2 separate regions of the Homo sapiens genome follow, and region 2 is linked to region 1. Evidence: chromatin contacts called from ENCODE Hi-C or POLR2A ChIA-PET data. All regions are on one chromosome and are shown on one strand. Each heading gives the region's core, a stretch centred on a gene start or an enhancer-like site at or near the end of the contact. The rest is flanking DNA. Distances are from core to core; before and after follow the strand shown.

Evidence for each region. A loop is a pair of places that touch in the nucleus more often than their neighbours do. ChIA-PET counts read pairs that join two places held with the same protein, here RNA polymerase II (POLR2A). Pooled maps may share reads with other maps.
Region 2: a map of dorsolateral prefrontal cortex shows a loop between it and region 1 (11-fold over the local background). The contact joins two enhancer-like sites. A Hi-C loop is called at or near these places in 7 of 168 maps with a recorded cell type or tissue (aorta, ascending aorta, dorsolateral prefrontal cortex and 2 more) and 9 of 50 pooled maps. POLR2A ChIA-PET finds 5 or more read pairs at or near these places in 3 of 52 experiments (CD4-positive, alpha-beta T cell, MCF 10A and activated B cell).

Annotation. Positions count from the first base shown.
Region 1 is chr13:40,186,738-40,189,642 of GRCh38, forward strand. The region is part of intron 1 of LOC124903162; the gene reads right to left. LINC00332 (long intergenic non-protein coding RNA 332) reads left to right here. Exons shown (of 4, transcript NR_046870.1): 3 at 1,184-1,285; 4 at 1,722-2,293. Among named protein-coding and RNA genes, the nearest start is that of LINC00332, 6.4 kb to the left of the region's middle. Within about 2 kb of position 1,359, at least 4 of the 41 ENCODE cell types and tissues checked have a DNase peak (open chromatin) inside an H3K27ac peak, as active enhancers do.
Region 2 is chr13:40,270,344-40,273,281 of GRCh38, forward strand. No RefSeq gene overlaps it. Among named protein-coding and RNA genes, the nearest start is that of LINC00548, 51 kb to the left of the region's middle. Within about 2 kb of position 1,353, at least 23 of the 41 ENCODE cell types and tissues checked have a DNase peak (open chromatin) inside an H3K27ac peak, as active enhancers do.

The sequences.
Region 1 (2,905 bases), core at 109-2,608:
ATAGGTGAGGAAACTGAGCCCCAGAGAGGCTGCATAACTTACCTGTGTCACACATCTAAGACACGTCAGGGCTGGCTGTGCAGACAGACGCTCTGACACCAGAGCCTGCCTTTAACCATGATGCTGTGCCACTCCCCATAGCACATGAATTAGCCACTTATTAGGTATATACTGAATAAAACAATGAATAAAGACGGGAGGGTCACCAGGATCTAGAACTGGAAGGAGGTAAAGGATTATGAAAACTGAAAACAATCTTTGGATTTGCCAATTTAAGAGGATGTTGGTGGCATTCAAGAGAGCATGGTGGAGTCCTCTCTCTGTCCCCAGGTAAGGTGGGAGTGTCCAAGGCATCCTCAGCTCTTAACATAGTTCCTGGAACCCGGTCTGCACTCAGGGATACCCGCCAAGGCAGAAGGCCAAATTCCCCCCATGTTCCTTCCCAAGCCACCCACTGGCCCCTATGAAGGCTCTGGGAGTGACTGAAAAACTGGCATTTTTGGTCCTACAGAGACGTCAAAGAGAGGAAACGTTGAAGACAGAAACCCAAAACTCTCAGTTTATAACTTTGAACTGGGGCCGGGGAGGGGGGGGTGGGGAATAGCTTTCATTGGCTACAGCTACCACATCAAAAATAAGTAAAACATGAGAACTGTGAACCACATGAAGAGAGAGCGCGCCAACCTCAGTGAATCTCTTAACACTTAAGACGCTTCTTGGTAGAACTGAAGCCTCCCAAATGAAAAACAAGCACCGTTGTTCTTTATGGTCCAAATCACTTCAAAAGAGACTTACAAGCCCAAAAAAGATAAAGCCCAGCTTAAACGTGCACCCCACCCCACTTCCTTGCTGGCTCCTTCCCCCATGCATTGCCAGAACCTGCTCCACTAAACAGCAGGGGGTGGGGGAGGGAACAGACAGAAGAGGCGAAGTCCCTGGCCACCCTCTGTGCGTGACTGCCACCTGCGTATTGCAGGGTCTGGGCCCCTTGAGGAGAGAGGTAGCACCGTGCTGCATGTCCGTGTGGCCCGCCAGCTGGATCAATGAGTTCAGCCGCACTCAGCTCCAGGAGGCTGCAGATTTCTCACTCAGATCTCAGCGAGTAGCGCTGACATCTATTACCCCAGAAAGAGATTGGATATTGGGCTTAATGGATTTTCTGTGTGTTCCTTTCTGACCATAGAGAGACCTCCCATAGAGACGAAATATATCTACAAAAGGGTCACTGCCCTTGCAAGGAAAATGCGATCCCAGCACGGCCTGGCGTGTTCCTGGCGGCAGAAAGGTAAAGGAAAGCAGCAGAAACAGGCCAGCGCAGTGGGGTGCAAGCTGGTAGAAGCTCCACCCCACTGGGTGTAAGGGAAGTGAGCCGTGTGGAGGCGGCGCGAACAAGGGAGCATTCAAAGTCCCTTAACACTGGCGTTCAAAAGCCTTTGGGTGCTTATATTTAATTGTGGGTGTGTCTGGCATTTCTATAATTCACAACACATGAGGTCGCAGTGTGAGAACTCAAATCAGTAGGAGGTGGAGAGCAGTCCAGTTTCCCATCCCACTCCCGCACGCTTAGCCCTCGCCCCCGACTCCAAGCTGGGGGCGACGGTGCAGATTCCCAGCTCATGAAAGCAGCCCAGGCGTCTGCCCAGAGGTCGCCTGCCTTCTCCTACCAAGAAGGAAAGGAGCACGGAGACAAACCGACTGACTCAAAAGCCCTTCTTTCCTAGGACTCCTGCCAGGACAGGAGGAGAAGTTGCCGCTGAGACGAGGAGACGGCGGGAAGCCCTGCAGATGCCCCAAGCCCACTGAAGCCACAGGAGGGGAAGGGAGGAGGCTGCTGTGCTTTCTGTGTACCTTGTTCTCTGCCCAGAAGGGTCAGCACAGCCAGGCAGCCCCGAAACCCAGTGGAGGCTAAAGAAAGGAGGGCCCTCTCTCCTAGAGAAGGCTCAGTAGGCTCCCGAGGAAAGGGAAGGAGCAACTTTTTCCGTTTGACTTCAAGGAGGAGGGGGAAAGGGTACAGAATCAAAATGTATGGCACTTGCGATTCAGTTGGCTTATTTCTGAAAAAATTGGGGTAGATTGGGCGCCCAATGCACCATAAGCGTTATGTGTGTTTGTAAACACACACGGGGGTGTACACAGGGGTAGGGGTCTTAGAGAGAAAAGTAAAAAGGGAAAAGAAGGAAAGTAGCAGAGGCTACTTTACACATAAAAGTACATAAATAAGTTTACTTATGAAGACCATGGTTTCCCACTAACAGCCCCATCTTGGTAGCAGAATGGGACAAACTGTCACACACGCACAGTGAATTGTAAATAGCAGGGAATGGAAGGACAATGCTCATATGCATTGGATGTATAATAAGAATACATATGTGACCTACATATGTCTGTTTAATTAGGACAAGTGTCCATCCCTAGTGAAGATTGATTAGTCACTGTGACCTTGTTTTTGAAAGGATAATGAGAGCAGATGAGACTTTTGCTTTAACAAACTTACTTGGCCAAAATTTTAAAAGCTGGCAATTCTACCTTGCTACCAATCCTGATTGATTTGTTGTTGTTGTTGTTGTTTTTCCAACTTTACTTGTCTCTGATATTGAAATGTCTAGGAACTGTAACCTATGACATGGAAGTGCTATATAATTTGTTTTCAAATTTCAAGCCTCTTTAACTAATGTGGATTTTTATTAAGCAGTTGTTTGACATTCAATGTCAGATGGGTTACAAGGAAAGCTGATGTTTAGAAGGATGTACTGTGTGTTGGGCATCATCCCAGACTCTGTCTTTTAATTCGGGTCGTAAAACTTACGCATCTTTATACAGTAGATACGACTTAACCCAATATTTTTTCAAAAGAGAAACAAGTTTTATACCTTGCACAAAACCACAGGTGGTGAAGGCAGAATAC
Region 2 (2,938 bases), core at 103-2,602, 84 kb after region 1:
TTTAACTGAACCCCATATGAAATTGACAATAAGACTTTTTGAGAAGACTGGACTGGTATTCTGTAATGAGAATTGTCTATTATTTCACTAGATATTCTAGACAATTGAACCTGGTCCTAAATTTTCTCCCCCTAAGAAACTAGTGATAACCTTCAACCAGTGTAGCTAAGATACAGCTGTTTCTTGGATCAGTTTCTTATTTCTTTACATCCTGAGCAGTCTATGTGCCAGGACATTTTCTTCTATTAATAAAGCCATCTTAGTTTGTGTCTCTGCAATTGCCCAAAGCAAGTCCCCAAGAACCAAATTAATATCCTGTGATAGCAAGCTCCATTTCCCTTGACTGTGCTCGGCACAACATGAGTTGCAGCTTGACGCAGGAATCGACATGGGGCCCTCAGCTCTGTGCTCCTCCATCATCACTTTCTTCACCTCAAAATGAGTCCCCATGATATGCCATACTCTGCATAGGACAAAGTAGTGCACAAAAGCAAATGAGGTTTTTCCCTTAGAGGAGCTTATACTCCACAGCTGAGTTTGCTAAGGAGGCTGGGTTCTCTTTTTGAGAGCTGGTCCATGGGGTTTGTTATAAACACCATCAGCAGAAAGAGCCACTTCCTGTTGGTATCTGGGTCTAACACAGATCCCTAATTGCCCAGAAATTTGGGTGCCATAACAATGGTGACATCTCCCCAGAAGTGGGCACAGGGGAGCAACTTAGGGTATTCCCATTTCATCACTTCCCAGGATTCCACTTCCAGAGATTTCTTAAACCTGACTCCATGGTAAGTCTCTTAATTACATCAATACTCCCTTTGAGCACCTCCTATGTGCCAGGCCATGTGCTAAGAACTTTGCAATTAATCCTCTTAACAACTGTTATATTTTTTTTCAACAAATGAGGGAAAAATGGCTCAGGAATATTAAGTAACAAATCCAAGCTCACTAGAGGCAAGTGCTAGTAGAGTCAAGACTCTAACCTAACCTGACTCCAGAGACTCCCCCCAGATTGAAGAAGGTGAATACAACACAGCCAGGAGGCTCCAACATGTTTACAGCAATGAGATTTTTCCTTTTTGATCCATCTGTGGCTGAGAACAGAATTGACTCCCTTCCAGAAAAATCTAGTCTGGTCTCTGTGACTTGGAAAAATAGTCAAGTGCTAAGTGAGCCATTCAGGACCCAAGAGGGTAAAATTAACAAGCATGACAGCAGCATTCATTTTTCAGTGTCAGCAATGTTCCAGGTGTAAGGAAGGACCCTAATTATTATCAGGCCACACACACGGTTTTCCTTCCTGCCTTGTGGCTCAGAGTGGTCGGCAAGAGCTACAGGCATCTTCCTGCCACATGAGTGGAGCTAGCGGAGGCCAAACGTCACTCAGAGACACCCAGGCCCCACCCCAGAGACTGACAGGAGCAACTACCACACTCAGTCCTCTCTCGGTTCCAGGAGCCACCATGTCCAAGCCAGTCCAAGCCAGAGAAAGGGGCCAGGCATGCCTCACGCCACCTCCCGAGATAGGCTTTGTTATTTGAATTTAAGGCCACCCCGAACTGCATGGCAGTTTTCTTAGTGGCCTTCCACAGAGCCACCTGTCTCAAGGCAGCACTCTCAGGGTTCTTGCTTCCTACAACCGAAGCTGGAAGGAGGAACCTCAGATTCCTTTATGGGTAGGAAAGAGATTGCAGAGAAAAACAGCCTCTTTGTGAAAGGCTGATTTGAAAAGGCATGCACAGATGAGTTAGAATCTGGGACTGTGTCCAGGTGGAAGTCTTGCCTGGAATTCCTAATGCATTCTTTCTGTTATTAAAATAATATAAGCAACCGGGGTGGCTTGTTGCTTCTCTGCATGTAGTCAATTTGGCTCATGCTGTGTGACCATTTAAAATCTGACCTCAAGTGGTGCCAATTTAAAAATCTTTTCATTCTGGGTATGTTTCCATTCCACACAACAAGCCCATGGCTATTCCCTAAACTATTTTCTCCAAGCAAAGAGTAACTCAGTAGAACCAAGCTTCTTGCCAGACGTGATGCAATCAGCCAAGCCACCCAATGTCTTGTGTCCCTGGCTCCACCCCACTTTTCTCCCCACGGCCAGCTGTCTGCTTCCAACAGGTCCACTTTTCTGGTCTGTCCTGTCTTTCCCTAGAGCACAGTCCTCCCTTTATTGTCAGGGAAGGTGTTTTCAGGTGGCTGGGTAGACATGGCATTTTCTCCTTCTCACACAGGGAGAGAAGCTCTGCCCTGCCTCCCCCACCGAGCTGTGAGTCATCAACACACAAGATGACAGAGTCTTTTGCAAAGATAAATGATGGAGGTGGAAGATCAAGATGTACCTAGATTTGCCTTCTAAGAGCTAGTTTGCAACTTCCTTTGACCTCTATATTCTCCCAAAGAAACATGAGGTAAAACACAGAAAAAGCATCATGTTTTTCCTGAGGCATTCAGCCTTCCAAGATGTAGCTAAGAAGAAAGATTATATATGTATATAAATCTATAAAACCCTTATCTTGGTAGCTCTGATTCACCCACTTGTGTTGCCAAAATAACCTATTCAGGCTTTTAGGCATCTGGAGAAGTGAGAGTCACCCCTGGAACTCCTAAAGACCAAAGAGATGAGCTCATGCAAAATCTGCCACCTCAGTAACCTGCAAAGAAGCATGAAGAAGCTGAACAGGCGGGGCTTGGTGGCTCACACCTGTAATCCCAACACTTTCAGTGGCCAACGCAGAAGGATCTCTTGAGGCCAGGAGCTCGAGACCAGCCTGGGCAACGTAGTGAGACCCTCTGTCTACAAAAAATTTAAAAATTATCTAGGTATGGTGGTGTGTGCCTATAATCTCAGCTCCTTGGGAGGTTGAAGCGGGAGGACCGCTTGAGCCCAAGAGTTTGAGGCTGCAGTGAGCTACAATCACACCTCTGCACTCCAGCCTAG